Regions from separate parts of the Mus musculus genome. Here region 1 is linked to region 2. A link is a loop called in an ENCODE intact Hi-C map of the cell type or tissue named here. Cell type or tissue: left cerebral cortex. All regions are shown on one strand. Each heading gives the region's core, and the rest is flanking DNA. Links, peaks and the distances in the headings are about the cores only. Region 1 overlaps Spns3 (spinster homolog 3). Region 2 holds the start of Gm40194 (a long non-coding RNA gene).

Region 1 (15,891 bases), core at 2,622-10,621, 81 kb before region 2:
ATCAAGGTCATTGTCAGCTACATAGGGAGAAAGAGGCTACATGGGCCTCAGACCCTGTCTCCAAGAAAAATCAGCGAGATACCATTTGTTTTTATTAGATGGCAAAAATGAAATTCTAGTTCATATCAAGTGGTGGCAAGAGCTCTAGCATGCACTTCTATGCAAGTGTAAATTGATACGGCCTTTCTGGGGCCCTATTTTGGAAGTAGCTATTAAAATTTTAAACACCATTGACATCGGAGATCACTCTCTGTGGAGTATTAGGTTGAACCATATTAAATTGCTGGTTTTATAGGTCGAAAGCGGCCTAATTTTCACAATTGCATATTGCTTAACCAAGTTCTACAGCAGGTCATGGGAGAGTGGGAGGGACTAGGACCCGAGCTGGGCCTCTCACTGGGCTTAGAAAATGTCAATCACCTATGATCAGCGAATGGAGACCCAGTGTTAAACAGAGTCCTTTAAAGTCTTGGCCTTTCGATGGTCGATAAGGTGAAGGGTGGGGTGGGGTTCCAGTCTCCGTTTGTCTGCCTGCCAGCTCTCCCATCCATCCCCCAAGGGAGGAGGAGATTTTCCCGGAGCCAAGCCTTTATTCTCTTAGAAGAGCTGACACAGCACAGTGAGTGCCTTGTCTTGCTTCAGCCTTTACAAACACCGTCACAGGCTGGAGTGACGAGTCATCGGTTAAGGCACTGGCTGCTCTTCCAGAGGACACAGGTTGTATCCCCAGGACACAACACAGGTACTCCACAGCCACCTGTAACTTCAGTTCCAGGGGATCCCACACCCTCTTTTGGCCTCTGAGGGCATTGCATATACGAGGTACACATACATGCATTCAGAGAAAACACCCATCCACACAAAATAATAAAAGTGTTAAAAAATTTGAGAGAAACGTTTTGTCTTAGTTAGGGTTTTACTGTGTTGAATAGACACCATGACCAAGGCAACTCTTATCAGGACCACATTTATTTGGGGCTGGCTTACACGTTCAGAGGTTCAGTTCATTATCATCAAGGTGGGAACATGGCTGCATCCAGGCAGGCATGGCACGGGAGTAGCTGAGAGTTCTCCATCTTCAGATGAAGGCTGCCAGCAGAATACACTCTCCCAGGCAGCTGGGATGAGGGTCTTAAAGCCCACACCCACAGTGGCATACCTACTCCAACAAGGACACACCTACTCCAACAGGGCCATACCTTCTAATAGTGCCACACCCTGGGCCGAGCATATTCAAACCACCATCACAAGGTAACTCAGGTTGCTCTTGAACTTTTGGTCCCTTTGCCTCAGCTTCCTGAGTCCTGGAATTACAAGTGTGGCTACCTGACTGGATGTGGTACAGAAGGGCTGGAGATGTAGTTCTCTTGGTAGGGTGCTTGCATAGGATGTACAAAGCTCTGGGTTCTATCCCCAGCTTTGCACCAGCAATCGGGAGGTAGAGACGGGAGAATCAGAAGCTTAAGGTTATTCTTGGCCAGATAGCAAGTTCAAGGCCATCCTAAGGTACAGGAGATCTTGGTTTAGACACAGGTATTGGTGTGGAGACTAGTGCATGTACCAGCAGCACACCCAGTCTCCTGCACCATCTCTGGTTTGAAGTCCATGTGCTTGTTTTAGGCTCCCCCTCTGCTGGTCCTAAGAGCTGACATCCCTATCCTCTTTCCCAGCAGCAGATGTGTAAATGACAGAATGGATCAGTTCCCATACCCAACCCCACAGAAGCCATGCATTCTTGTAAATCCACACGGCTAGCATTCACTCTGTGCTGGTGACTATATTCCTTTTACTCAGGGAGAGTGTCAGCTTCCCAAGACGTGCTCAGAGGCCACACAGCAAAGTGAGGCAGAGCTGAGATTTGGTCCATACCCAGTGCCGTATACTCTGGGCTGTGGATTGTATAATGGACCCGGAATAGGAGACTTAACTTTTTATCTCTTCCTTCTTTTGTTCTGGGCCCATTGCCAAGGTGCCAGCTTGTGGCTTCTGTGCCAGGCCTCCTCCTTGGGCCAGCAGGGCTGACTGCCCAGCCACCCTCTTGGTGGTTCCAGGCTGTCTCTTGTGTGTCTTCTTCAGTCTTCATCAGCTGCCTGCTGGTGTCTGCACCTGTGTTTGGCTACCTGGGTGACCGATACAACCGCAAAGCCATACTGAGCTTCGGGATCCTGCTGTGGTCAGGGGCTGGCCTCTCCAGCTCCTTCATCTCCTACCAGGTAGGGTCTACATCCTTGTCCAGTCCCTGGGGCCTTCCTCATCTGCTTCCTCCCTGATCCAGCTGTCTCAGAGCTTCCTTCTGGCCCAAGCCAGCTCAGAGATTGTACAGCCAAGGCCAGGAGGAGAGCTGTGGTACAGCCTCTAAGCCTGAGTAGGGAGGCTATTAGATATTCTTTGTTGTTGTCTTTATTTTAATTTTCTTGAGACAGGAGCTCTCTATATAGCACTGTCTGTCCTGAAATGCACTATGTACACCAAGCTGGTCTCGAATTCACAGAGATCTGCCTGCTTCTGCCTCCCTAGTAATGGATTAAAGGTGTGTGTCACTATACCCAGCTGTTGTTTTTGAGACAGTGTCTCACTGTGTAGCTCTGGCTGAGTTGGTATCTTCAAATAGAAGAAACTGGTCTTGAACTAACAGAAATCTACCTGTCTCTACCTTCCAAGTACTGAAATCAAAGGCATGAGGCATGTCATGTCCACCTGGCCTTTTAGATGGTCTTTTAGATGGTCTTCCTTCCTTCCTTCCTTCCTTCCTTCCTTCCTTCCTTCCTTCCTTCCTTCCTTCCTTTCTTCCTTCCTTCCTTCCTTCCTCTCTCTCTCTCTCTTTCTCTCTCTCTCTCTCTCTCTCTCTTTCTTTCCTTCCTTTTTCATTTTCTCTTCTTCTTCTTCTTCTTCTTCTTCTTCTTCTTCTTCTTCTTCTTCTTCTTCTTCTTCTTCTTCTTCTTTTTTTTTTTAGAGGCAGAGTTTCTCTGTGTAGCTCTGGTTGTCCTGGAACTTGCTTTGTAAAGCTATTCTTAAATCCACAGACATCTGCCTGCCTCTGCCTCTTGAGTGTTTGTGATTAAAGGCATGCACCACTACATCCAACCTGTTAGACTTTCTTAACTGGAGGCTTTTTGGCCCTCCATTTTACTTCTCACTCTGGTGGTCTGTGGGGGTGGGGGTGGAAGGTGTCATAGGTACTGTTTTAGAAAACTGTCCTGGCAAAGAGACCCAGAGGAAGGGCTCCCCTATGGTCTGGGCAAGCAGTGGTTATAAACACCAGGAGGCTATAAACCCATGTGATTTGGGGAATCTGGAGTTGAGAGTGGAGGGACACTTGCAGTCCTGGTTTGTGCCTCCTTCCCTATGGGCCTTTGTCACGAGGTCCCTTTTACGCCCCCTGGCCCCTCATCTCATGGGAAATCTCTAGAGCTCACCATGGTCTTGTGCTGGCTTATCCAGTATTCCTGGCTCTTCTTCCTGTCCCGGGGATTCGTGGGTACCGGTGCAGCAAGCTATTCCACCATTGCACCCACTGTCCTGGGAGACCTCTTCGTGAAGGACCAGCGGACCTGTGCACTGGCTGTCTTTTACATCTTCATCCCTGTTGGAAGGTTGGTATCACTCCTGGACCCACTTCCCCAAGAGGTAAACTGAGGCTGAAGGAATCAGAACAGGGGCTGTGCTGGGCATAGAAAAGATCAAACCGGGAGGACTGGAATCTGAATTCCACCATTGCTCTTCCCTTCCTTTCTCTGAGCCTGTTTCCTTGGGTGTATACATGGGGACAATGCTGCCACTCAAAGGGCTAGGGGGAGGTTAGCGATGATGACATTGCTCCTGGATCTCAGGACACTCCTGGAAGTGAGAAGAGGCAGTGTGGCCTCACTGGGGAGGGCAGCTCTGGGAGACCAGTGGAGAAGTGTACTTTACAGCCCTACAGGGAGGCCCCTGAGTTCTGACCCTCTTTTCCTGAACCTGGCTGAATCTGAGCTGGGCTTTGGAAGCTAGGGGTGGGGTTGGTGGTGGGATATGCAGATCTTTATGTGGAAGGAATGCCACAGGGCCTTGGCTAGGAGCCAGAGGTCACTAGGGGTCAGACCTAGGGTAGCACAAAACTTAACCTTTCTTGGGGAATGGGCTCAGAGGCTGCAGAGAACTGTCTCCCTGGGTAGGGGAGCCAGTTCCTTGCAGTCAATCTGCCTTGAACCCTGCCTTCCGTCCCTCACTACTGTCTCTCTTGCTCCCGCTGTTGCAGTGGTCTGGGCTATGTGCTGGGATCAACTGTGGCGGAGCTGACAGGGAACTGGCGATGGGCCCTCCGAGTGAGTTTCACTTCCTTTTTGTCCCTACATTTACCCCCTGGGCCGACTGGGACTTTCCAGTCTGCTGTGGCCTTAGCCACTTGGCTTAGTACCTGACGCCATGGGGGGTGGGGGGTGTTGGTTGCTGTCCCATTGGGGCCTCATGGGAAATATGGGCTATGGAAATTGCGACCTTGAGGTCAAATTCCAACTGCTCTGTTTGTTGGCTGTGTGGCCTTAAACAAATTGCCTCCTTGTTTGGGGCCTAGGCTTCCCTTGCTGTCAAAGTTAAAGCTACCTATGGACTCTTAAGGGTTATTTGAGCAAGAAGGAGAAAATTCCAGGCTAGCCCAGGCACAGAACAGCCATCTGGGAGACTTGGAAGTGGAGTCAGGACAACTGGGACCATACCTGGGCACCCCTTGGTTTGTGGCTCTCATTAGATCAGGGATTGGACTACTCAGAAGAGGAGGGAACTGGGTAGTAGAGGGGCCTGGAGCTTGGTCCTGCATGCAGATCTCTGCTGAACTGTCATGGAAGGCAGAGATAGAAGCCTGAGGCAAGAAAAGGCTTCAAGGAATCTGGCCTGATTTGCCTTGAACAGGAGCCTTCTCATGTTCTGAGCTATTTGAAGCTGCCCCAGACTATGTAGTGAGATCCATGTCATATGGGCAGAGGTGCCAGGAGAGGATGGCAGGGTAGAACTGGGGTGGCAAATGAATGCATAAGCCAAGGAAAGGGCTTGTGGTCTGAGCTCCCCGTTTCAATCGTCTTAGGCTCCCTGCTCCCAGTAGAGGGGAGTGTGTACTGGGCAGGAGGGCAATGATTTTGTACCAAGGAAATGACTCTGGTTAGAGAGGCTATACTGTCTCTATAAGGGCGAGGACTAGCATTATGGACAGCTCTACAGATAGCCAGCATCTTGGAGCCAAGGCTAGAGTAGAGTCAGACCCTGTGGCCAGTCATCTCCCGTCTCCTAGCTGTGGTAGACTTTGGTCCTGAGCGCCACGGCCTTCCTTCCCTAGCTCATGCCCTGCTTGGATGCCATGGCCTTGGCTCTGCTCATCTTGCTGGTTCCAGACGTACCCCGAGGAGCAGCTGAGAAACAGGGAGAAGTGGCTGTGAGGGCTCCGAGGAGCAGCTGGTGTGAGGATGTCAGATACTTGGGGAGAAAGTAAGTGTCCCTGGACTCTGCTGCAAGTCCTAAGAAACCCCTGTCTGGCCCAACGACTCCAACCTCCATCTCTGACTCCAGCTAGGGTTGTCTCATCGTCCATGGCCCTCTTCCTTCTCTGAGCTCTACTCTCCAACTGAAATGCCCCTCTGGATGTAGCAGAAGAGTGGCTGAGAACAGGGCAGGCTGTGTGAGCCTTGTGCCGTGTTCATTTATCCACTGGATGTATTTTTCCAGCCCCTCCTGCTTCCCTAAGCTGCTGGAGTTTGTTGACCAACCCTTCAAGCTCTACGAGAGCAACATGAGCTGTCTCGGGTCTTGAAGGGAAGCAGGCCTCACTGTGCTCTCAGGCCTCATGAGTCACCGCAGCATGGAACATGAGGGCAGCTCGGATCGTTAGGAAGGCTGCATCCTGCATGCCTGGGGCGGTGGTCAGGCACTTGTAGCCCTGGCCCTATCTTGACCTCAGCCAGGACACTTTCTCTTGCAGCTGGAGTTTTGTGTTTTCAACCCTTGGAGTGACAGCCATAGCCTTTGTGACTGGTGCTCTGGGCTTCTGGGCACCCAAGTTTCTGTTTGAAGCTCGCGTGGTGCATGGCCTGCAGCTCCCCTGCTTCCAGGAGCAGTGCCACAGCCAGGACAGGTGAGGATGGGCTGGAGGGCACTGGCCTGGTTCATGTGGCAGTTCTCAGGAGGCTGTGAGCCCCGCTTCAGTCCTTCAGGCAATCTGTGAAGATGGCTGAGGTTTGGACGCAAGAGCGGGCTTAAGTTTCCAGCTTTGAATGAGCCTGGGTTCTGGAATCAATCCCTGTCTTCCTACTCTGTGGCCATTGTGGGGGTTCAGAAGGCATCAGAGGGAGAAGGATATGAGGCTTCTGTGGGGCTTAAGGGGGACGATAAGGAGTCTTAGGTGATTACCCTTTGCCCTTCAAGGGGCCCAAGTATCTTCCGTGACGTCAACCCATTTTGCAGATTGCAAATTGAGGCACTGGGGAGATTCTTCATGTCTCTGACTTAGGGATGTTTGGGATGTGTTCATTTCTTCTCTGACCCATCAGTGCATCTAGACACCCAGGAGAATTGCTGATGGGTGGAAGGGGGTCTCGCTCTCTCTTAGAGGTGTCACTTCACTTCCTGCCTGGCCAGTCCTCTGGCTCTGCTGGGCTCCTCTGCTATCCCCACAACCTCTTGCCAGGTTCTCCAGTGACTCCAGTTAACTCCTGACAGGAGTCAAGAACATCTCCTAGGCCCACCTCCCTTGTCTCCTCTCCTCCTTGATACCCCGATTCCTTGCCCCTATCCCTGGTGTCATGCTCTCTCCCCTGTATCCCTTTGTTGTCTTTGATCTTGCCCCACTAGTTTCTTAGACTTTTAAATGTCTGTATATTGGTATTTTGCTAGCATGTTTGTCTGTACACCACATGCATGCAGTGCCTGAGGAGGCCAGCAGAGGGCATCAGATTCCCCAGAACTGGCATTTACAGATGTTGGTGATTGATCGTGTGGATGCTGAGAATCTGATCCTTTGCAAAATCAGCCTGTGCTCTTAACCGTTGAGCATCCTCCAGGCTCTCCTTGAACTTCTAAAGCCCTATCCTCCCCTCTGCTGGGTCCTCTGTTGGTCACACAAGTGTCTTCTTCCTCTTCTCCAGCCTCCTTTCTTTGCCTCTGCTTTACTCCCTGGTGCCCAGAGGGAGCTTGTGTGGTTCCTCGGATGTCTGCGCTTCTGCCCCAGTATGATGTCTGCCCATAGTTTCTTTCCTTTTCTTCATCATTATTTATTACATTTCTCTTTCTTTTTCTATTTATTTATTTATTTATTTATTTATTTAATGTGAGTACACTGTTGCTTTCTTCAGAGACACCAGAAGAGGGTGTCAGATCCTGTTACAGATGGTTGTGAGCCACCATGTGGTTGCTGGGAATTGAACTCAGGACCTCTGGAAGAGCAGTCAGGTTTCGTAACTGCAGAGCCATCTCTCCAGTCCTTATTAAATTTCTTTATTTTGTCATCCTGAGGATCAAACCCAAGGCCTGGCACTCTCTAGGCAAGTGTTCTTTGTGGTGAATTCTAGGCAAATGCTCCACTAATGAGGGACACTCCCAGCTTCTCATTTGCAGATTTTAGTCAAGGGCTCTATCGCAGAGCCACACCTCCAGCTCAAAATGTCTGCTTCAGGCCTAACCTAATGCCAAACATTTTACATAAAGAACCTGTAGAGGAAGGTTTTCATACTGTCTCTGAATTACAAATGAGGTAGAAGATCATACAGATTAAGTGACTTGTCTAAGTTCACACAGCTAACAAGGAGTAGGCAGGATTCAAACCTATCTAACCCTGTAGCTGTGGCTCTGAAGCCCCGTGTCCTGTTGCCATTGAAGACTACCCGGTGCTGTCAGTGACTTGTACATTGTCCCTTCCACCCCCAGCTGGCAGGGCTTTCTGGCATATAGGAGGTGCAGAGAGAGAACTCTTGTGAATAAACACGTGGAGATGTGAGATTTGCCTTGCTTCCCTATGCCATTGTCCTCTCTGGTGGCAAAGACAGATTTCTAAGCAGCCCAAAGGATGACAGCTCCAGGTGTTGGTCCTCACAAAACCCATTGTCTCTGCTCAGCTCCCACTTGCTGGCTTAGTGCCCCTTCCTTCACACCATCTGTGCGAGAACCGGTGGACGTTATTTGTTTCTTATGCTTGATAAATGGCCACACACTTAATGGTCTAAAACAACAGAAATGTGGGCCTGGGCTGGGGATGTGACTCAGGAGTAGAGAGCTTTCCTGGAGTGCATGAGGCCCTGCATTCGACTCCAGAATTGCACAAAGTCAGCACAGTGGCTCACACCTTTAATCCTAGCACTTGGGAGGAGGAGGCAAGAGGATCCGGAATTTCAAGGGTGAAGCCTGCAAGGTGGCTCAGTGGGTAGAGGCACGCACTGTCAAGACGGATGACCTGGAAACCTACAGAGTAGAAGGAGAGAACTGACTCCCATAGGTTGTCGCCTGACCTTCACTTGTGCGCTATGGCACCACATACATACATACATACATACGTACATACATACATATATGTACATGCTTATGATATATATATAAGGCTCAAGGTCATATTCAGAGATACAGGGAGTATGTGGCTAGCATGAGGCAAAACAAACAAACAAAAACAGAAGGAAAGAGAAAGAAAGAAAAGAAAACAAAAGGAAAGGGCATTTGAGCTGATAGAGCACGTGCTCTGAGTTCCAGATCCAGTACTTAAAAAAAAAGCCCAATTAAAACAAACAAACAAACAAACAAACAAAAAACCCGAAATTGCTGGGCAGTGGTGGCTCACGCCTTTAATCCCAGCACTTGAGAGGTAAAGGCAAGCAGATCTCTGAGTTCAAGGCCAGCCTGGTCTACAGAGAGAGTTCCGAGACAGCCAGGGCTACACACAGAGACACTGCATCTCAAAAAAGTAAAACAATGAGCCCAGAAATTAGTTTTGTTATGATTTTGGAGGTGAGACTTCCAGTGGGCCCAAGTCAAGGTGCCTGCAGGGTCACGCTCCCTCAGAGTTCTGTGGAGCTTGGTCTCTCCTCATCCTTGTGGTTGGTAGCCTTTCTTGGCCACAGCTCTCTAACCTCTGCTTTTAAGCTCACATGATACATCCTCTTCTTTCTGGGCTGGAGGTCGCCCCAGTGACTACTTTCAGGGCTTACCTGACTAAGGGAGGGTGGCCATTCCAGGATAGGTTCTAATAGCTGCAAAGTATGTTCCTCCCTAGAAGGTTCCAGAGACTGGAAAATCTTGTGAAGTTATGATTTTAGCCCATGGAAGGCTGGTAGGAAATCCTTGAGTTGGGGTTACTCCATCTTCCTTGGTTGGAATCAGCATGTGAGGGAGAGGCTGTGTCCTAGCTTGCTCTATTGATGTGGAAACACATATCCAGAAGCATCTTGTGGAAAGGAAGTGTTTATTTCCTCTTCCGCTTCCTTGTCACAGTCCATCACTGAGAGAAATCAGGGCAGGAATGGGAGCAGGAATCGGGGGTGGGGGTGGGAGGCAGGAACTGAGGCAGAGTCATGGAGGAAGATACTTACTGGCTTGCTCCCCGTTGGCTTGCTCAGCCTGCTTTCTTACATAACCCAGGATCACCTGCTTGGGGTGGTCCAGTTCCTTCCCACAGCAATCCTTAATCAAGAAGATGCCAGAGGCTGGAGGAATGGCTCAGTGTTTAAGAACACTTGCTGCTCTTACAGAGAATCTGGGTTTGGTTCCTAGCAGCTCACAACTGTCTTTAGTTCAAGCCCCAAGGGGTGCAGGGATCCAGTGCCCTCTTCTGGCCTCTATGGACATACATATATACACAGGTATACATACACACACACACACACACACACACACACACACACACACACAAATAAACAAATAAACCAGGAGTGGTAGTGCATGCCTTTAATCCCAGTACTGAGAAGGCCAATTTGTTTGAGTTTGAGACCAACCTGGTCGACATAGTGAGTTCCAGGACAGCTAGAGTTACATAGTGAGGCCCTGTCTCAAACAAACAACACACAAACAAAAACAAATATTAAAAAACAAAAAAGAGCTGGCACAGTGGTACATACCTTTAATCCCAACACTTGGGGGGCAGAGGCAGAGGCAGAGAGAGAGGCAGAGAGGCAGAGAGGCAGAGAGGCAGAGAGGCAGAGGAGGCAGAGAGGCAGAGAGGCAGAGAGGCAGAGAGAGGCAGAGAGAGGCTGAGAGAGGCAGAGAGGCAGGAGGCAGAGGGGCAGAGGGGCAGAGGCAGAGGGGCAGAGGCAGAGGCGAGGCAGGTGGATCTCCGTGAGTTTGAGGCCAGCCTGGACTACACAGTTCCAGAACATACAGAGCTGCATAGTGAGACCCTGACTTGGAAAAAAGAAAGAGCATGCCCCACAGACTTGCCTGTAGCCAATCTGATTGAGGTATCCTCTCAGTTGAGGCTGCTGAACACTCTCCTCCAACCTCACTTGCATATAGGACTCTGCCTAGTTTGTGTCGAATCGACCAAAAAGTTAATCAGCCCAGGCAGGAAGATTAATCAACCCAAGTCTCTCAAAGATCTTCAGAGCCCACCACGGATGGCTCAGAGTGACACTCGGGGATGGACATCACTTGACTGGGAGGTTTGTGGGGAGTATTACATGGCTCAGGGAAATGCAGGCTTGCTTCTGCTTGGTGAGACAGGGCTGGGAACCTCTAAAGGCTGTGTCAGACAACCTAAGGCAAGTTCCTGACTTCTTTGGCTCCCATGTTCCCTGAAGCATAGAGAGAGCACACTCATCAGTTCCCAGCTTGTGGGATAGATGGCGCATGAGGCTGTTGGCAGGGCTACTGCCCTCAGTTTGCTGATATCCAGGTTTGCATGGCTACATTTGTTTCAACATTTATTTACTTTAAATAGTGTTACAAGGGCTGGAGAGATGGCTCAGTGGTTAAGAGCACTGGATGATATTCCAGAGGACCTGAGTTTGGTTTCCAATACCCACATGGTGGCTCATAATGGTCTGTAACTCTAGTACCAGGGGCTCGGATGTCCTCTCTGGCCTCCACTGTCACCAGGAATGTATGTGGTGTACAGACATAATAACTGCAGGCAAAACACCCACACCCATAAGATAAAAATAAAATAAAATAAACCTGTTACTGTGTGAGTGTATGTGTGTGTGTGTGTTTTCATATGTGTGTGGAGACTGGAGAACAACTTGAAGTCATTTCTCTCCTTCTATCTTGTGAGTCACGGGGATCAAACTTAGATTACTAGAATTGGCAGCAAGCCTCTTTACCTGCTGGGCCATCTTGCCAGCCCACATGTCACATTCTTTCCCTGAGTGTGGGTGTATGTATGTATTTGGATGCCAATAGTTAACCTCAGTGTCACGGCTCAGGAGCTGTCCTCCTTGATTTCTGGGCTGGGCTGGCCGGCCAGAAAGCCTCACCGGTCTGCCCATCTCTACCTTCCCAGTGCTGGGATTATAAAAGCATGACATCATCACGTCTGTCATGTATGCTGATGCTGGGGATTGAACTCAGGTCTTTGTGCTTGAGTAGCAAAGCACTTGATTGACTGAGCCATCCTCCTCAGCCCCCATGGGGGTAATAGTTGGACTCTGGCCATTTCACATAACTCCATAATTTTGATGTCTGAGAAAGGACACAGCAGGGGCAGGGGGGAGGCAGGCATGTGTCTCCAGAGAACAGTGCAGAGAAAGGCAGAGAGGCTGGCCAGAAATCATGAGACTGACTCAGAGAATTCTGTCATTTGTGCAAAGTGGATGAGGGCCTGAGAGAGGAGGCTACAGTGGTCAGTAGGACCAGTCCCATTGGGCCATCATGTTGGCCAGGGGCTTGTAAAGAGGACATCAGAGAGCCACTGAAGGGTTGGGAGAGCCTGGTTGGATTTAGCTGTCAGTCCATACCAGTCACTGTCTCAGTGAGACCTTGGAACTCCTTTAACAAGAGCTTGAATGGAGTAGAAGAAGCATAGTGTCTGTGCGGATCCTGGCTCTGTATCTAGTAGCTGTCTGATACTGGCCTTGTCCTTTCTCAGCTTTGCGTATGTGCATTTGGGAATTCTGGAACGAAGTCAGAGAAAGCTACTGCAGAGTGTTCCAGATGCAGGAATGAAAGTATGCACAGGGGTAGGGGCAGGGGAAGAAAAGAGCAGAGCTGGGGCCTGAGGACTAGGAGGCTGGGCCCAGATCTCTGGGTGTCTGAGAGCAGTGAGAGGATTTGGTCAGAGAGTAGTAAGGAACACAGTCCACCGTGTCTTAAGAAGCACTTTCTGAGGGCCTGTGTAGAGAGAGTCTCTGTCAGAGCCGGACAGTGCTGAAGTGGGTACAAGAGTGGGTGGGAGAGGTAGTGCTGATGGGGATGCTTGGAAGGATGCGGAGGCAGGGTGCAGATGGATGAGATTCAGCAGCTGAATATGCAGGCATGGTGGAGCACATCTGTGATCCCAGCATTCAGGAGGCAGAGGCAGGTGGATCTCTGTGAGTTAGAGGCCAGCCTGGTCTACAAAGTGTGTTCTAGGCTAGCCAAGGCATAGCAAGAGCCTATCTCAAAAAACAGACAAACAAACAAACCCCCAAATTAACGATGAAAATGGTGAATGTGTGTAGTGCCCAGACAAGAGCTATGAATCACGGGAGTCAATACATACCAGTCATCTAAGCAGTAAGGATGGGTGGGGCTCTAAAATTAAGATTTCTGAGTGGGGCTTCTGGAGTGGTGAGAGATAGAGAAGGCCACTGTGAATGTTCCTGGGTGGAGGTTCCTACAAGGTTAACGGGCCTCAGCTTTCTAGCTACAGTTCTGGGCTTGTTTCCTGCCGCATGGTACCAGATCATGTAACTGGGTTAGGTAACCTGGCCCAGAGGCAGCGATGCGATGCAGGTCTGACCCAGTCCTCTCTGCTCTTTCCTATCAGCCTGATTTTTGGGGCACTGACCGTGGCAACTGGTATTATTGGTGTCATGCTGGGGGCAGAGGCCTCAAGAAGGTACAAGAAGGTGAACCCCAGGGCTGAGCCCCTCATCTGTGCTTCTAGTCTGTTTGCCACAGCTCCCTGCCTCTACCTGGCTCTCATCTTGGCCTCACGGACCCTCCTGGCCTCCTATGTAAGTGAGGTCCCCTCTGGGAATGGGTGGGAAGCCCTTGAGGACACAGGTGCACACTAACTGTGTTTTTGTGGTATTTGCACTGGCCACTCCTTCCAGACTATCTCTCTAGCCCCATTTCGCAGTAACTGTACAGAGGCTCACAGAGAGCTCCCTAGAAAACAGGCAGGGACTAGATTTGGTCTCAAGCTCCTTTCTGGCTCTGAACTGAGTCCCTCTGGACTCCTGGCTGACAGTCTGGATAGAGATAGGGGTAGTTGTCCTAGGGTGTGGTGTGAGCCTATGGAGGCAGGGGAATGTTCTCCGAGTTCTAGATGAGAAAGTTTGGTCATGGCTGGCGCAGACCTTGCTTGAAAGACAATTATGGCCAACATAAGCTTTCCTGATCCTGGTCCCCATTCCTGTCCCTCCTGTGTCCTACATTCTGCCTGGAACTTTGCTAGTGTCTGTTCACTAAGGGCACTGTTCCTCTTCGATGTGTCTGAAATCTTTCTCTTCCTGCAGTTAGAGCTTACCTCCACCAAAGTGTCTCTAGACTATCAAGCATCCTGTTCCAATTCACTGTTCTTGCCCTCCTACCCCATCCCTGTCCCACCAAGTGGGAAGGGCTTGCTATTTCTCGGCAGGTAATGCCAGCTTCGAACCTGGGTGCTGGACACAATACCCTTGTCCATAGGCCTCAGGGCCACTGAGCTGGCTAGACTCAGAGAGTAAGTTGGTAATGGTTCTCTAGCCAGTGTTGGTGACTGTTGGTGGGCAGTCACATCTGAGGACTAAAAAGCCTGGTTCTACTTAAATCACAGCTTCCACTCTGCCTCTGAATAGTCCTGAAGAGAAGACCCATGGTGTGCTCAGCTCCTTGTCACATTTCATGTCCTTTGCATGGGCACCACTTCTCCCCGTGACTCTGACTCCTACAGGCCTGAGTAGCTGAAGGATGTCAGAAACAGACAAGGGTCACCCAGGAATGAGTTGTTTTCTGTCATTGCCTTCTGAGCGACAGGTGCCAGGTGCTAGAGTTGGAAACACTTTTGTGGTTCTGACCTTGCTTAATTACTTGACGCAGGTGTGACCTCTCTAGCAGGACATGCCTGGTCTATAGGCTATGGTAGGACACCCTCATGACCGTCACAATTCCCCCAAATGCAGTCCTTTTACCCCACCTGGTCTCTCTCCTTTTCCCGCATTGCACTCTGCTCCCTCTAGCACTCCACCCTAAGACTTCCCCAAGAGGATTCAGACCCCAGAGCCCATACTTCCTAATGCCAACTAACATGGGCAGGACAGCGGGGGCCCTTAAAGGTAGCCTTAGTCTAGGAAAGTCTGAACTTAGCAGGTACTCTGCCAGGGAGAAAGGCTGGTTTCTTCCTGTCTTCATTTAAGAAAGGGTCTTCTCTCTGTCCCTCTCTGTCTTTCTCTGTCCCTCTCTGTCTCTATCTCTGTCCCTCTCTCATATCTCTCTCTCTGTCTCTCTCACCCTCTCATTTTGAGACAGGGTTTCTCTGTGTACCCATAGCTGTCCTAGAACTTGCTCTGTAGACCAGGCTGGCTTTGAACTCATAGAGCTCTTCCTGCCTCTGCCTCCCAAGTGCTGGGCTTAAAGGCATGTGTGGCACCACTGCCTGCCAAGAAAGGGTCTCTTTCAAGAAATGCCCTGGGGGCTGGTGAGAGGGCTCAGTGGGTAAAGGCACTCGCTGCCAAGCCTGATTACCTGAGTTTGATTTTTGTAAACTTCTTGGTAGAGAGAGAACTAACTCCCTCAGGTTGTTCTCACTGCCATTTGTACACTGTGCTAACTCTGTCTCTGTCTGTCTATACGTCTGTCTGTCTGACTCTCATTCACATTCTCTCTCTCTCTGACACACACACACACACACACACACACACACACGCATATGCGCGCGCGCACACACACAAATACAAATCTGAAGAGAAGGCTCAGCAATTAAGAGCACTGGCTATTCTCCTGATGGACCTGGGTTCAGTTCCCAGCTCCCACATGGTGGCTCATGATCAACTGCAATCTACACACAGGGGATTTGGCCTCCTAGGCTGCCAGCATGCACATGATGCACATATGTGCAGACAAAACATCCCTATTCATAAAATAAATACATTTTCTAAAAGAAAGAAAAAAACAGTAAATACTCCAGGCATGATGTGGAGCCTGCTTCCGGGCACGCTGGCTGGCAGTTGGCAAAAAGCTGCTCCTTTTCTGTTGCCAAGGCCTTAAGGTACACCTGAGCCCTCATCAGGGGGTGTCTTGGAGTTTCTGTTTCTGTGATGAAGCACCATGACCAAAGGCAACCTGGGGAGGAAAAGGCTTACTTCACTTAATTCTTCCACATCACAGTTCATCCTGGAAGGAAGTCAGGGCAGGGACTGACACAGAGGGGGGACCTGGCGGTAGGAGCTGATGCAGAAGCCATGGAGGGATGCTGCTTCCTGGCTTATTCTCATGCCTTGTTTAGCCTGCTTTTTTATAGAAGCCAGGACCAGGGGTTTCCTTTCCCACAGTGGATCCTCCCCCATCAATCACTAAATAAGAAAATGCCTGACAGGATTACCTACAGCTGGGTCTTATGGAGGCATTTTCTCAGTTGAGGTTCCCTCCTCTCAGATGACTCTAGCTTGTGTCAAGGTGACATAAACCTAGCCAGCACAGGGGGATGTTCTGTGAACTTCCTAGAGTCTGGAAGAGGTCTGACATTCCTCTCACAGGTGCACCTGACATTGAATCATCCCCTTGACACAGTTGTGGGAAGGGTTTTCTCATCTCCCCTGAGAGACCAGAAAA
Region 2 (15,891 bases), core at 2,925-10,924:
AGGGAAAAGGAATGGCCTCCATGACTGAGAAATCAATTATGATACTACGTCAACCACGCTGCAGAGTAAACTTCAAATGGGGAAGTGAAAGCTAAAGCAAGACGGAGAAACCTAACTATAAACCAACAAGAAAAAGACAATAGCTGATAAGAAAATAAACAAAGTGTTGTCAAGGCATTCCAGAACATTCCAAAACATGCCCAGTGGCCAACCAGTGGAAGAAGAGATATCTCAGCCTCTGCAGGAATCAGAGAAATGCAAAGCAAAACAACAATGAGATGCCATTTCACACCCATCAGATTGGCAACAATTAAAAAGGCTGACAATACCAAGTGTTAGTACAGCTGTGGGGAAGCCCAGCCGCCTAGCTGTTGGTGGGAGTGTAAATTGGCAGAGACTCTGGAGATCAGAATGGCAAGATACTGTAAATTCCTGCTGTGTCCCTACATGGCCCAGCTTCTGTCTGGAGGGACACAGCCAAGAAAAACTCCAGCATGTGGACAAACAAGTGTGAGGATCCTCCTAGGGAGAAAGGAAAAAAAAAAATGAAAAGATGGTTCAATGGTTAGGGGTGCTTACTGCTTTTCCAGAAAACCCAACTTTGGTTCCCACTCCCCATACAGGGTGGCTCTTAACCACCTGTGCATCTGACTCCAGGGAATCTAACTTCCTTTCTGGCCTCTGGTACTGCACCACACACACACACATGACACATAAATACACTTGCATACATCTTATTTTAAAAAATCTTTTTAAAAATAAAATAAAAACAGAGATGCCGGAAAGATGGCTCATCGGATAGGAGTACTTGCTGTGCAAGGGCGAGGCTCTGAGTTCGATTCCCAGCAGTCTGTGTAAAAGCCAAGTGTGGTGGTGTGCTACTGCAACCCCAGGCCTGGGAGAGTGGGGACAGCTGGCTCCTGGGGGCTCACTGACCAACCAGTCTAGCTGAATTGGTGGGCTCCAGGTTCAGTGAGACACGCTATTTCAAACAAATCAAACCAAAACAAAACAATAGAGAGCAATAATAGAAGATACATCCAACATTGACTCCTGACTTCTATGTATACCTGCACACACTCATGCACACACTTCTTGTGTGCACACACACAGAAAAAAGGGAAGGAGGAAGGGAGGGAGGGAGGAAAGAAGGAAGGAAAGAACGAAGGAACGAAGGAAGGACAGAAGAAAATCAGTCAGATGCCCACCACTGGGTGTGGGGGAGCTGGGGAGATGGCTCAGGAGTTAAAAGCGCTGAATGCTCTTCCAGAGGTCCTGAGTTCAATTCCCAGCAACCACATGGTAGCTGGCTCACAACCATCTATAATGTGATCTTATGCCCTCTTCTGGCATACAGTTGTACATTCAGATAGAGCACTCAACATATATTAAATAAAATTTTTTTTTTAAATGCCCAGCTCTGGGCCCGAGAAGACACCCAAGATGTACTCATATGGAGTGACTAGTGGAAGAACGGACTTGCTCAATGCCAAACACCATTCTTATATCTCAAAAAACAATGAAGCACATGGTGAGATTTAAAAAAAAAAAAAAAGTGGAGTATACTGAGTGGTGGTGGCACACGCCTTTAGTCCCAGCACTTGGGAGGCACAGGAGTCTCTGTGAGTTCAAGGCCAGGCTGGTCTACAAAGAGTTCCAGGACAGTCAGAGCTACACACAGAGAAAGAAGCTCCAAACCACAGCATGGAACGGCCCCTTTCTGTCCCTTTGAAGCACAGAGGACACTGAGTGCTGCTTCTTGGGACTTCCATGTGCAGCATAGGGCAGAGACAGCATCAGTCTGGGGGCCCCTGTGTGGGGCGGGGACAGAGTTGCCTTAGCATGCTCGCAGCTGAGAAGACTGATGTCTCTCTCCAACGGGTTCCAAGCATGAAACAGAAGAGGATGTTTTGTACTTTGGGGCTAGAGTAGGCTTTCTTGAACAAGGCATGGAGGGAAAACAAAAACAAAAACAAAAACCAAGACTTGACAGCATCAAATTAGATATCAAGAAGCCTGTGAATAGTGAAACTGGGTAAACAAAGAACTGAGAACAGTGGTGACAGATGACAAAGGATCTCAGCCTGCGATGTAGAAGAAGCTCATATCAATCCATACAAAAAGACAAGACGACCCAATAGGAAAATAGGCAAAGGCTGTGAACAGTTGACCTGCAGGGGAAGGAACACCAGGAACCAGGGAGCCTGAAATGGGGTCAAGGTCAGCAGCCCCAAGCAGAGACAGCCAGGAGCCAGAGAGGTGGCAGAAGATGGCTGGAGAGAAACAACAGGGACAGCACGGGAGAGATGCATTCGGGCAGTGCTGGCTGAATGGGTGGTAAGGGTGGGGCAGGGAAACTATGACCAGTCTGGGTTCTCAGGCCCTAGGCAGCTGTGGGCCAGGTCCACCAAAGGGTTTGGACACTGACAGCCGGCATGGTCATACCCTTTCCCCATTGCTGGCCTTTGAGGTGTATATCAGAGAGGAGCCCACTAGGTGTCCATGCCCACCCCCCCACCCCCAAACACATATACAGGGTCCTCAGTGTGGTCAGGTTTGGTCCAGCCTTCCTGCTTAGAGGAGGGGCACAGAGCAATGGTGATTTTTGAATCCTGAAGTGAGGCCAGAGAGGCAAAGATGCCCCAAGTGGACACAGCCTCCAGTGCTTCTGGGAACCCAGAGCCCTGGCTTCTCCCAGCCTAGGAAGAATCCATCCCAGTCAGGTCCATCATTTTGAGGGGTGTTTCAGGGCCCTGTATAGCCTGTGACTATGATCACTGCTGAGGCTAGTCCTGGTCTCATCCTCTCTGCTGGTTCTTGGACCCTGCCAGGGCTGGGGTATAATGGGATAGGGTTGAGCAAGCCTAGGAATGGCCGGTCCTCCAGAATTCTCTGTTCTCCTCCACAGTACTTCTGGCTACTAGTCCTGTCCCGAGGGCTAGTAGGTATTGGTGAAGCCAGCTACTCCACCATAGCACCCACCATCATTGGCGACTTGTTTACCAAGAACACACGCACATTGATGCTATCTGTCTTCTATTTTGCCATCCCCCTGGGCAGGTAAGTGTGAACTGCCACAATTAGGGGGAAGAGTACCAAGGTTCCCTAGAATTTACCAACCCTGTGTTAAGCAGACATGGACGCTGGCAGCTGTAGAAGACTCCTGGACCAGCTCTTCCACAGGCTGGCTGGGCAGGAAGAAAGCAAGAACTTCCCACTCAGTCTAGCTGCTGGGTCTGACATGTGTCTGTCTTATCTGCAGTGGCCTGGGCTATATCACAGGTTCCAGCGTGAAGCAGGCAGCTGGAGACTGGCATTGGGCCCTGCGGGTAAGGCCTAGGTCCCCTCCAGTCCCTACTCCAGTCTTCCCCCTCTCCAGAGAACAGCCCCACTCAGAGACCAGGCTTTGACCTTCAGGCTTCCTCCCTCACTAGCCTGGGCTCTAGGTCTTGTCTCCTTAGATCAGCCCAGACTGAGGTATCAGGAGAGTTAGACAGTCCTGTCATCCCCAGGGCCGCAGTCCAGGGTTGGAACCCTCCCCCAAGCCCCGGGATTAGAGACGATGAGGATTCTCTCACCATGTCAGGAAATTCCAGGTCCACAGCGCAGCTTCCTGCTTCCAGTGCTGGTTCTGTGCTAGGGCGAGGTTGGGACAGGGCCTCTGTGTGGGGGCCCTTAGGGTCTGGAGCCACTTCCTGTTCTGTTGGAGGGTTGGGGCAAGTCACCAAGGCCCCAGGACAGTGCAATCGGAGGAAACAGAGATCCCCCGTCTCTCAGAGGAGCGGAAGCTCAAGACAAAGTGTTTTTTCCTCAAAAGCAGGAAGGAAGCAGCCACCGTGGAATTTCATAATGGGAGAGGGGGTTAGCCCTCGGATAGGGGCGGGCTTACATGCAGAAGAGTTCCCCAGCCCACAAGGAGTCAAGCTTTCTCTTTTCTACGGGGCTGTGTAGAGAGGCCTGGGGATTCCATGCTTAACGTGAGGCCGGACACAGGGAAGACCCACAGGGCCCTGTAAAGAACAGGCCACCTGTCTGGTCAGCCCTTCCCTAACATCAGTGTTTGAGGGACACACCTTGGAACACTCCTACCCCAAGGATCAGGCAGATGGGTATATGGCTCTCTACCCCAACAGACAAACTCTTCTGCTCAAAGACGTCATTTCCTATGCTTTTCATCTGCCTGCCTGTCTCTCCTGGCTACCCATCTACCCATTCATCTACTTGTCCATCCATCCATGCATGAGTATGTCTATCTATCCATCTGTTTGCTCTCCCATCTCTTCTTCATCCATCTGGTTAGCCACCTCTCCCTCACCTACCTCCTTCCCTCTTCTTCCTCCTCTTCTCTTTTTTCCCTCCTCCTTTCCTCCATCCCTGAAGTCTGTCAGTCTTCCTTGAACTTGTTTTCCTGCCCTGCCTTTGGTCTGGACTGTCCACTTTGAGCCCTCTAACCCTTCCCCTGGCCTCATCCCCAGGGGCTTTGCTCAGCCTTTCTGTTACTCAGCTGGGCAGAGATTATTAGCCTAGTAAAAGGGCCCGGAGCCCAGGTAAGTTGCCTGGGCCCTCCTATGCAGCATAGACAGCATTCAAACTTCACGTTTCCCATCCTATCAGGTTTCCCCCGTCCTGGGCATGATCACAGGAACACTCATCCTCATCTTGGTCCCAGCCACTAAGAGAGGCCATGCTGATCAACTTGGGGGGCAGCTCAAAGCACGGACCTCCTGGCTTCGAGACATGAAGGCCCTGATCCGAAAGTGAGTGCTACCACACAGGGTGTGGTGGGAGGAGGCGTGGCTGAGAGCACGCCCACCACACTCACCTGCCGTCTACACTGCCCGTAGTGCTGAATGACATTTTGGCCTGAGAGTTTATTGTTCCTGCATCCTGAACCCTCAGCTGGGCCTGAGAAAGCGCATTTCTGTTTGGGGAAGGAGCAGGTAGCTGGCTAGAGGGGAATAGGCTGCCTCCTGGGCCCTGGTGTAAGGGCTGCCTGCTGCCCCAGCTCAGTTTCCCTCCCTGGATTCTCCCCAGCCGCAGTTACGTCTTCTCCTCCCTGGCCACATCCGCTGTGTCCTTCGCCACAGGGGCCCTGGGCATGTGGATTCCCCTCTATCTTCACCGTGCTCAAGTTGTACAAAAGACAGCAGAGACTTGCAACAGCCCGCCCTGTGGAGCCAAAGACAGGTAAAGCCTGGACCCAAGGGACAGATGCCTCTGTCTCAACCTTAGCCTTGCTCAAACCACACTCTGCTGTCTTTTGTCCCCACAGCCTCATCTTTGGAGCCATTACCTGCTTTACTGGCTTCCTGGGCGTAGTCACGGGCGCGGGAGCCACTCGTTGGTGCCGCCTGCGGACTCAACGTGCTGACCCATTGGTGTGTGCTGTGGGCATGCTGGGATCCGCCATCTTCATCTGCCTCATCTTTGTGGCTGCCAAGACCAGCATTGTAGGCGCTTATGTGAGTCCACAGGAGGTTGGGGAAGATGGGCTAGAGGTGCAGTCTGACTTGCTGGACCCTCTGTCCCCCATAGGGAGGGTCCTGTGTCCCTGCCCTGTGCCCTCCATGGTTGCTTTCTTCTCTGTGAATAGATCTGCATTTTTGTTGGAGAGACACTGCTGTTTTCTAACTGGGCCATCACTGCAGACATCCTCATGGTAAGCCAAGAAGGCTACAATCACTATGGGCTGACTGACCCAGGCTTCTAAATTTCATTGCGGTAGCTTGGGCGGGTGGGTGAAGAATAAGCAGTACTTGCTGCTGGGAGAGGTGAACCCAGAGGCAGGGAGGGGACGGCGGATATACAGGGGTCGGATCTGGGAGAGGCCTGGAAACAGAATTGAGCAGGTAGATATTGAGGGGCAGGGGCATGGTTGTCTCTAGTCTCAGGTTGTGGCTAGGAGGCTGGTAGTGCCAGGCTGGCACTGAGGTGGTTCTGCCTGCCAGGACTCCTCCCCCCAGCCATTGAGTGTCCTAGCATTCTGCTTTGCCAGCTCAGGCTGGGTCCTAGGCTGGGTCCCAGGCGTGCCTGCCGAGTGCCTGCGGCTGGCTGGACAGACAGAGGCTGTCTTTACGGGTCCAACAATGGCCTCCAGACCAGCAGGCCAGAAACAAAGGGCTGTCTGAGCAGCCTGCTCAGGCTTGTGTTCCTGGGTGGGGACAGGAGGAACAGGGGAGGGGCTGTGGGCCTAGTGACTTGTAGCTCTGAGTGAAATGGGGGGTGGGGATGTCAGGAGCGAGTGTGACTCCTGCCCTTGGTCCTTTGGGAAATCTCTAGATGGGAGTCAGGAGACTACAAAGGACTGGAGATGGAGTGGGAGAAGTGTGGGACAGGGGAATAAATGCCCTAGGCATGCTTAGGGGCTGGTGCTCAGGCCAGGAGGCCAGGGTCTGGGGGCCTTTGTAGTCCCTCCCTTTCAGGAAATCTGCCATGCTTCACTCTATGCTTTCCCACATACCTGTGTCTCCCACCAATGCCTGTTTCCTAACCATGTATAAGCCATGGAGAGGTGGTGGGGAGGACTCAGCTAAGTGCCTCACCAAGGGGCTGGGCAGGGACAGGTCACTACATAACCCTTGAGTGAGAAGGGTGGCAAGACTGAAGCAAGTGTCTTTGGTGCTGGGCAGCATGGCCTCCCCTGACAACTCCTCCCCATCAGTCCCCCGAGAACTGTTGGCAGGGTCTGGGTCCCAGGGAAATCATGTCCCAGTTTTACAAAGTGTCCCAGCTAAGTGACTAATTAGTGGTGGAAATGGGGCCATGCAATATCCTTAGATCTAGATCCCTCCCTGTCTTATCACCACCAGCAGGGTACTTTGAGGGTGCCAGCTGCTGCCACTGTACACAATGATGGATGTCATGGACAGTGAGAGTGGCTGGAGCTCGTGGCCAGGGGTACCTGGTACTGTGTGTCCTAGTCTCTCTAATCTTCGATCCCATAAGGTCAGGGCCTATTCTGTCTAGCGCAGGGCGACCTGGGGCCTGGTGGTTCTTAGCCGGTGTCAAGTAGAGGCGCTTTGGGGGTAGGATTCTAGTTCATATCCTCTCCACCTCAGCCGGCCTCATCCTTGCCGAGTCCTCAAAGAAGGGAACCAAGACAGGTGTTTAGCTTGTAGAAGGGAAAGGCAGGAAGCCTAGAAGCTGGAACTCTGTGTCTAGAAGTTATACACCTCCACATGTGAGCCCTCAGAACGGAAGGTTCTCTCCAGGAGCAGAGCAACCTGAGCTCAGCCCGGGTTAAACAGGAAAGAAAGAAAAAGCACCTCCAGGCCTTTGAACTCAGCTCCTCCATGCTCCAAGAGCTCTGGTCTGAAGATCTATGCCAACTGATACCCAAATTGTGCTTCATGGCTGAATGTGCTAGGGAGGGAGGTGCGGATTCCCATCGCTGGGGATGAGCTGCCAATCCTACATGGTGGGCAGGGAAGTTCAGGGCTGGGTGGGAGGAGTGAAGATACCAGGACAGGAAGCTGAGGCTGTGGGGGTTTCAGAAGTGTCCTAGCCACAGGGATGAGCCTCGTGCATGGATCTTCTAGCCCTGACCTGCCCTTTCTCCTCCAGTATGTGGTCATCCCCACTCGGCGAGCCACTGCTGTGGCCCTGCAGAGCTTCACCTCCCATCTGCTGGGGGACGCTGGAAGCCCCTACCTCATTGGCTTTGTGAGTGGCTGGGGGTGGGGCTGGCCTGGTGTGGGGCGCAGGAGATAGTCCTGTCCTGACACCCATACCCCAATCTCCACAGATCTCGGACCTAATCCGCCAGAGCACCAAGGACTCCCCGCTCTGGGAGTTCCTGAGCCTGGGCTATGCCCTCATGCTGTGCCCTTTTGTCGTGGTCCTGGGTGGCATGTTCTTCCTTGCCACTGCTCTCTTCTTCCTCAGCGACCGTGCCAAGGCTGAGCAGCAGTGAGTAGGGTTGGGGTGGGCGCACTGTGAAGCAGGGACTGTGACAGCTTTTACCCTAGTGTGGAGAGAGTGAGTTACTCTGTACTTCCAGGGCTAGGTGATTTGTTGGAGGCCAGGACCAGTCTTCCCAGGCCCTAGCTTGTATGTTGTAGGCCCAAAGGCCCTTTTGTGGTAGCTGTAGATATGGGTTTTTCTCTGGAGTTCCTCTCAGGGTTTTAGAGCTGGGAGACCCATCCCCTTCTCTCACTTTCTGACTTCTTTCTCCTCTTTTCTCTATTCCTCTCTCTCTCTCTTCTCCCTCCCCCTGGGTTTTCCCACCTCCCCCCTGGGGCTGACGAGGTCCCTGCCCAGCGCCTCCGGTCTACCGGCCCCAGTGATTCGATGTGCCAGAGCCGTGCCTGGGCCCAGTCCCCGCTGATGTACCACCCTGACCCCCGCCCGTCTCTCCCTCAGGGTGAACCAGCTGGTGATGCCTCCTGCATCCGTGAAAGTCTGAGGTGGTGAGTGCAGGCCAGGAAACTCCTGTGGGAGGAGTGGCCCTGAAGGAACAGGGAACAAAACACCTTCCAAACCATCTCTTCCCCTAGCACACGCCCTCTACCCTGGGTCTGCCCTCTTCCTCTGAAATGTTGTCACGGAATCTGTGGATTTGTGGGAGCTGCCTTCTTCCAGTAAATCAGTGCCCTCCCCTCCCTGGAAGGGCCGGGAGCATAGGTCAGCACTGGAACTTGCCAGGTCCTGCTGTCTTCCTAAATCCTCCTGGACAAGGGTGTAGGTCTCTGACCTTCCCAGTGGCCTAGCCCTGGAAGCTTTAGCTTTCTGGTAATGTTAAACAAGGATCAGAGCCCCAAGTTCACAGGAATGGCGGGAGAAAGCTGAGGAAGCCAGCTTTGGAACAATACCCAAAGCTCCACCTCTGACCTGACCCCTTCCCACAGGTGCCGCTGGGACAGCAATGAACTGCAGTTTAGGTTGGGAGAGGTTCTCCAGCATCCTGGACCGGCAGGACGGTCCCAAAGCTTCCTGTGTAACTCACAGTTGGGTACCCACCCTCTTTGGCCTGGGACCGCCAGGACTGAGTGGCCCTATCTTCAAGAAGAAGCCGCATCCTCAGTTAGCCTGGAAGGCTGTGTGTGCTGGAACCACTCAGTTGGACACAACTCCAGCCCTGGCTGGGGACTGGAGGGCCAAGATAGAAGCCACCGTGCAGCAGGGATTTGGGGAGATTCTGGCCTGCCCTTAGCTCATATGATCTTGAGGGAGCCACTGCCGTCCTCCTTCGACAGTAGAAACAAGGAGCTGGAGCTTCCTCCATTGTGTGCCATGCAAGGCACACTCCACAGCTTTGAAGAAACAGGTCCTGGGCTATACACAGAAGACATGGCTCAGGTCTCGGGACCTCAGTTCCAGTTCTGAGGTCTGCCAAAGGCTCTGGTGTATGGGGACCACTTCCCCACTCTTAGGCTCTAACCTTGGGAACAGCAAATTCTGCCTGGCATATGTAGCTGGGTATCCACTTTTGGGTGTTTCTGGCTGGGACAGTCTCCCAGGATACCATCTCTGCTGTCTTCAGCTAGTTCTTTGCCTGGAGGTTTTCTCAGGTGGGAGCACCCCCTTAAAGAAAGCTGCGGCACTAGGGGGTGAAGGCCCTGGTGGTAGGCTGAGAACTTGACCTTTTCTTACCCCAGCCCCCCAACTCCTACAGTACCCCAGAAGCCACCTCATCCTACAGGATGCAGGATGACCCAAGAGTCCTTTCCAATGAGGAGTCAGATAAGATGCTAAAGGACTTACCCAGCTGTCCACACTACTTGGCCTAGGGTATAAAACTGCTGGAGATTGCCCACCAGTGCCTATAGGTATCATACCCCAACTGACTCTTGGGGCCGGGCCTTCACCCCAGCCTTTGATCACACTTCCCCCACACACACAACCCCTCACTCCCCTGCAGCCACCTTAGTCACCTTTGGGCACTTATCCCCAGCTTTACACTCCTTGCACGCTGTAACCAAGGTGGCTCTGGTCCTGGGGTACCATTACAACTTGCAGGAAACTTCCAGAACCAGCTTGGGTAACAACAGTCCCTGTGGCTGTATCCCACTTGCTGTGGCTTCAGTGGTGTTAGTTAGTGGTACCCACCCCACCAAACTCTGGGGCACCCTGGGGGTTTGGGCGTGGGTTTGCAGAGGGTGCTATCCCTAAAGACCAGCCTGGCTCCCACCCTAACCCCAGCAGGGGCCCTAGCAATGTTTTCTTGTTGTACAAGAACCAGGTCCAAGTGTTGCCTCCTCTTCCTTCCGGAAGCTGAACTGCTCCTTTATTTTTTAGAGCTGCTGATTGTGAATCTCAAAGTCTTAAGAGAGAAGCCAAATATATATTCCTCTTGTAAATGAATAAATAAACCTATTTAAATGTTTTGGTGGCTCTCCAGTGGAACAACCTGGGGAAGGGAAGGGCACACGGGCCCTAACCCTGGAAGGTTGAGTCAGAGATTGGCGTCATATAGCATCATGGATTGTTTATTAAAATATTGGTGAAAAAATAGGAGTCTCTAGGGCAGGGAAACAGACTATACACACTCAAGGTGTCTGCACTCTCCTGCTGGCCACTCTCCTTTTCTTGACCCCACTCTGTAACAGGCTGGGGCTCCTGCTCACCAGAGACAGCCTTGCTCTTTTCTTTGGCAGGGCAGACTGGGGGTGGGGGGACTTTCTTATGACCTCCTTTGTGCTGAGTGCCTCCTGATGATGCTTTTTGCTTTCAGGCTCTATGGGGGACACAGGAGTGGCTCCATTCACCTGTGACAGCTTCTCTTTTTTCTTCTGCAGTTTTGGGGTCTTGGCAGGGGTGCTGGGGCTTAGGGTGGGGTTACTGGGAGCTGGACTCTTGGCCCCAGTTATCCCATTCACCTGGGATGGGGTGCTGGCCTTTACCCTCTTCCTTTTCTTCTTGCCTGTGCTGGGGGGCTGGTCTTTACCAGTGGCAGCAGGCATGGCACCCTCTGTCACTGCATCCTGCTGTGACGCAGCATTCTTTTCTGGTGTGGTGCCCTCAGATTTAAGTTTCTTTCGCTTCTTGGTCTCTGGCAAGAATCCCTTTTTCTTCCGCTTTGTGCTGACGGGGCTCTGGGTGTCACTAGGAATATCCTTGGCATTCTTCTTTTCTGACTTTGGACGTCTGTAAGGAAGGATACAGAACAGTGTGTGTGTGTGCAGTATTGGTTGGAGGGAGAGTCCTTTTAGCCACATGCCCAATGCTGGTCCCTCTCCCAGAACATACTGGACTCCTAGCATCCTCATGGCCTGCCAGTAGAGATCATAGAGGCGATTGGAGCCAGATGAGTGATTCCCCTGCTGCAGGCTTTGCTGCAGCTTCTGTTGCTTGCTCTGAAGCACGCCCAAGGGAGCAGTGAGGTCCACAGACAGCTTCTGCAGAGGAAAGGCAGGCTGGAGTAGCAGTGGTGGTGACATGGCCTCTCGCCAGCATTTGGGTCTTCCCAGTGGCTCCTGAGTCCCTTAACCATTTCTGTCCTTACATCACTAGTCCCTTGGTTGTGGAGGAAGCAAGGACCACTGGCACTGACTCCCATTCCATAGCCAGGGTCCTGGGTCTCTGCTTTTGTAGTTCTTCAGCCACCTGCCCATCTCCAGTGGTCTTCTGGCCCTCTATCCTGATGGCTCATGAGTAACTCTTGCCCCTCTATTCTGAGCCTCATCTCTAGCCCCTCTCACTGATTACTAACATCTCAGTTTTCTTTCTGGCACACAGTAACACAGCCTCCCTCCCAATCTACCAGGTCCAGTAGCATTTAATCTTTTAAAAGGCCAGAATCCTCCCCTTGGAACCTTCATGTGGCTCCCAGGCCACACTCCTCTGGAGATCCCCCCACCCCCGGGAGGACTACTGTCAGAACTGCTGCCCATTCCACCTGGGCACTGATTACCGGGCAGCTGCCTTACCTCGTGATTGACTGTCCTCAACAGAGTGTTCAGCAGCTCCAAGATGGATAGCTCCTTCTGGTGCTCCCCCTTGCTCTGTGCCTCCCCAAGAGTCTGCAGGGTCTACAGAGGAAGGCCAACACTGAGACACCCCTGAGAACAGCCCAAGGCCTTTCTACATCCCACACCTAACAGTGGCCCAGGAGGAGGAAATGTGTTCCAAGCAATCTGGTTACCAGAAACCTGGGACAAGTTCATGGGTGGGGGCTTCACAGCTATTACCTGGGTGGCCTTTCCCAAGAGTTGGGTAATCAGCTGCTCCCACTCAGGATCCTCAAAACAGACTCTCAGCTCTCGTGCAGACAGAGTCTTCTGGAGCATCAGGCATGCCTGGGCCTGCATCAAGGCGAATGTAATAGTCAGTAGGAACCCCAGTATGTCAGGTCAAGACTCAGGAACTCACAGAAACTTAGAGAAGGCTGCATGTGCTAGGCCTTACAATCATCAATTTCTCTCTTCTTATGTGGGAAAAGGGTTGCCGAGGCCTGGAGAGGCAGTGGTCCCAACTGGATAGAAGCAAGATCGACCTCATGTTGATCTCCCTCTAGCCTGTCTGATAGCCCTGGCATCTAAGCCGACAAGGGAAGCCCTCTTATGCAGGCCAGAGAGCAAGGTTCCTCCAGTTCCTCTGTGCCAATCACGAGTTACAGCACGAGCACAGCCAAGGTCAGTGACGCAGGCCTCTCAAGTGAGAAGACTGTCCAGGTGTTTCTGACAGCCCCTTACCTGATGGCGGGGCCGAGATGGGCCAGCCACATGCTGAGCCAGGACGGGAAGCAGGTTCTTACAGATCACCTAGGGATTGGGGAAGGACAAGAGGCCATTAGCTGGGGACTGGGCTGGGTAGAGTTCCCAACAGACAGGCTGGCTCCCATACTTACTGGGTATCTGGAGAAGAGGCTGAGGAACATGGGGACCGTAAGTGAGCTGTTACGCTTGGTCAGAAGAGATTCCAGTGATGCTGAATACACCCGGGTCACAAAGTCCAAGTCTAAGCAGTTAGCAGCCTGGTCCTGGTGAGAGAGCTGGGGTGAGACTGGGAGCAGGGAGAAGGCTGAGGGAGAGTCTTGAGCAGGGCTGACCCTGGCTCACCTCTGAGTCCTCTGTGTCAGCTCCGTGTAACTTATGACCATCTTGGTGCCTCTTATTGGTGTTGCCCTTGAGGACTCGCAGCAGGTACAGAGAGGCATTGAAATAGTATAGGGCGACAGAGGCATCAGCCTGGCTGCCAGCCTGCTGCACAAGCCTCTCCACCTGGGCATGCAGAGCCTCTGCACACGGCCCCACCTCGTGGCAGTAGCGGCGGGCACGACACAGGTGGTGCCTATGGGCAGGAAAGGCAAAGTTGGTCAAAAGGTGTCTCTCTACTTTGCTCTGTCAAGTACAGCAAAGAGCAGCCCCAAGTCACGTTGCTAAGTTAGGAAACCAGCTTAGAGATGGACAGAAACTTGATGCCTCTAAAGTGTCCCTCCTCTCCTACGTGTATCTGTCTTGTGGGACAGTGGCTTCTGGCCTCTGTAAAGTAAGATGAAGTTCTATGTCCTCAGAGACAGGAACAGAGTGGGCTTGTCGGAATCCCCAACTATTCTAACAGTGATGGCTGGGATGGGACCTCTCCTCTATGCACAGGAAGCCGCAAGCGTGAGAACCCAGGGGTGGGTAACTCGTGTGCACTCACATGAAGATGCGGGCGGTCTTGTGCAGGAGGTCCTGCTCCTGCTTGGTGGAGCCTTTGCTGCGCATGCTGTGCTGGATCACGTTCAGCAGTGGCTCAAGTAGTTCCAGGATCAGGGGGTGCTCAGGCTGCTTGGTCACCAGCACCTCGATCAGGTCTAGTGCCTGTGGCCAAAAGGCTAAGAGTCAGCTCATGCAGAAACATGGGAGAGGCAGGAACAGCTCAGGGTGCATGGCAACTACCAGTACACTCACCCTGATTTGGAAGTCCCGTCGGAGCTTCTTCTCCTTCTGTAGCTTGTTTTTCTCCTCATTCCGGGCCTGGATGCGCATCTTCTGCTCTTTAAATAGGCTGGCCAGGTTCTGGTCCAGGGCCATCATGGCCTCATCCCCAAGCTCCTCCTCCTCCTCGTTGTCCACTCCACCCTGAGACACAGCAGAGCCATCAGCCGACCCTTAAATGGCTGGACAAACCCCCTCTCCCCTGGGTCCTGCTCACCAATGCATTCCCAGCTTTTAACACTTCCATCAACTGTTGACGGAAGCCTGGGTCCACATCTTTGTCACGGTCCTCCTCTTCACTTTCTTCCCCATCCTCACTGTCCATGTCACTCTCTGAGTTCTTATTGTCCTCATTATCTGAGTCTTCGTCCTATGGGTGGGAAGAGGTAAGACACCTTTTTGATGACACTAAGAGACTATGTCCAGATACCCGCCCTACCAAGCGCCCTCTGGTGAGTACCTCTCCATGCTGCAGCTGCTTCTCATCAGCGTCATCAGTGACCACCACGTTGTCATCCTCATCCTCGTTTGTCACAGGGCTGAGCACCTGAGAAGTTCCAGACCACCACTGTACTTGCTGCCCCAACTTCATACTCTCCTTAGGTCACCCCTGAAAGTCTCTTCTATGTTGGCCAAAGGCCCCCACCACCCCAGGGAGGAAAAGAGGAGTGTCCCTTGAACGGCCTGTGGGGATGGCGGCATGTAGCACTTTGAGGTGCAGAGGTACAGAAGACGTCACATACTCCCACATATCAGTAGACCCATCTTACAATCTATTTCTCCAAAGGCCCCAACTCACAGCCAGGATTAGCTGCAGACAACGTGGAGTAAGGTGGGGACAGATATGACCAAATACACTCCGGACCACCTGGCGCATCAAGTTGCTGGGTTGAGCCAGCAAGGACAGCAAGATCTCCACCATCACCTCCACCCATACTGGCTCCTGGGAGGCTACAGGAGGGAGAGCAGATTTAGGCTGAGCGGGATACAGACAGCCTGATTACTTAGCCTGCCCAGGAGCAATGACACACCTTTGGCTCTAGAGCGTGATCGGCGGGGATTCTGCTCCATGCTTTTCTTGATGCAAGTCTGAATGTCTCCTAGGACATCACAGCTTTCTGCAGGGGACTATGGGCAGGACAAAGCAGACATCAGAGAGGAACTGAAACTAGAGTACTTAGGTATGCCTGGCAGGTCACCCTTACAATGCAAAATGTGTACCCCTAAGAGCCTTTTCACAGCCTGTGTATATTAACGAGGCCATAGAGCCTAAGTTCCCTACCAGCACCCACAGTTAAGGCTGAAAAGGACACCCAGGGCCACAGGACTAGCAAATCCCAGCCCCACAATGTTGGGCTAACCTTGTACTCATCCACAAAATAAATTCTAAAATGTTAGCTGACAAACAGAGGGAGACAGTATGGTGGTTCTGGAGGGCAATACAAATGGTAGAATGTGATATATTGACTACTAAAGGACAAGTGTCCTGTGTGTCAAACTGGCCTCCCTCCTGCAGGGGGCAGCACTTTCGCTCACACCCTTAACTTCCAATCAGTAAATCACATCTAGAAGGGACTGTGGGACTACCAATCTCAGTCACTGGAGGTGTGGCCCAAAGCAAAGTTTCTGGTACCCAGCAAGTACAGGGCAGCCCTCTAGGGAATGCCTGGGATGGTGGCTGGTACTCACACAGATGGAGCAGGGTTTTTTCCCCTTGGGCAACTTTCATGCAGGACTGAATTGGCTTAGGAAATTCAATTTCAACCTCCATGTCCCACTGCCCCCGCCAAAGCCACTGAGTTGGGGGAGCCCCACAGTGCCTTTCTCTATAGACGACAATACCTTGAAGATGTGGAGGCCCACCAGAAGCAGCAGGTGCTGGAAGGCAATGGCCCTGGTCTCAGAGGAGCGGGCCTCTAATTCCTTCAGAGTACTCATCATCCTGGGGGGGGGAGAGGGGGGCAGGGGCACATTTGCAGGCACCACTGGCAGACAGACAGGGCACCCTCCTCCACCCCCAGAAATCCCA

The links. A loop is a pair of places that touch in the nucleus more often than their neighbours do. Peaks named below come from ENCODE experiments on the same cell type or tissue, not always from the same donor. Only the 100,000 strongest peaks of a DNase experiment are listed, where the experiment ranks them.
Region 1: a loop joins it to region 2, with 1.8 times the contacts of the local background. A loop is called at or near these places in 5 of 42 quality-filtered maps.

The regions. Positions count from the first base shown.
Region 1 is chr11:72,526,737-72,542,627 of GRCm38, reverse strand. It overlaps Spns3 (spinster homolog 3), which reads left to right. Exons shown (of 12, transcript NM_029932.3): 3 at 2,077-2,213; 4 at 3,442-3,593; 5 at 4,238-4,304; 6 at 5,309-5,457; 7 at 5,948-6,100; 8 at 12,905-13,094. Among named protein-coding and RNA genes, the nearest start is that of Spns3, 16 kb to the left of the region's middle. In left cerebral cortex, for the core only: a CTCF peak has its summit at 6,896 (motif pointing right); a DNase peak (open chromatin) is centred at 4,323.
Region 2 is chr11:72,446,071-72,461,961 of GRCm38, reverse strand. Mybbp1a (MYB binding protein (P160) 1a) reads right to left here. Exons shown (of 26, transcript NM_016776.3): 13 at 15,705-15,804; 14 at 14,894-14,990; 15 at 14,662-14,813; 16 at 14,323-14,409; 17 at 14,080-14,232; 18 at 13,836-14,006; 19 at 13,585-13,745; 20 at 12,999-13,230; 21 at 12,788-12,919; 22 at 12,633-12,701; 23 at 12,129-12,242; 24 at 11,868-11,969; 25 at 11,188-11,336; 26 at 10,192-11,085. The coding sequence ends at 10,488. Spns2 (spinster homolog 2) reads left to right here. Exons shown (of 13, transcript NM_153060.3): 4 at 2,909-3,060; 5 at 3,263-3,329; 6 at 4,615-4,757; 7 at 5,035-5,187; 8 at 5,273-5,462; 9 at 5,594-5,659; 10 at 7,564-7,662; 11 at 7,745-7,908; 12 at 8,362-8,408; 13 at 8,847-10,324. The coding sequence ends at 8,404. It overlaps Gm40194 (a long non-coding RNA gene), which reads right to left and starts at 4,580. Exons shown (of 2, transcript XR_879994.3): 1 at 3,579-4,580; 2 at 145-522. In left cerebral cortex, for the core only: no CTCF peak of the experiment used is centred there; DNase peaks (open chromatin) are centred at 6,052 and 7,352; H3K27ac peaks cover 4,534 bases.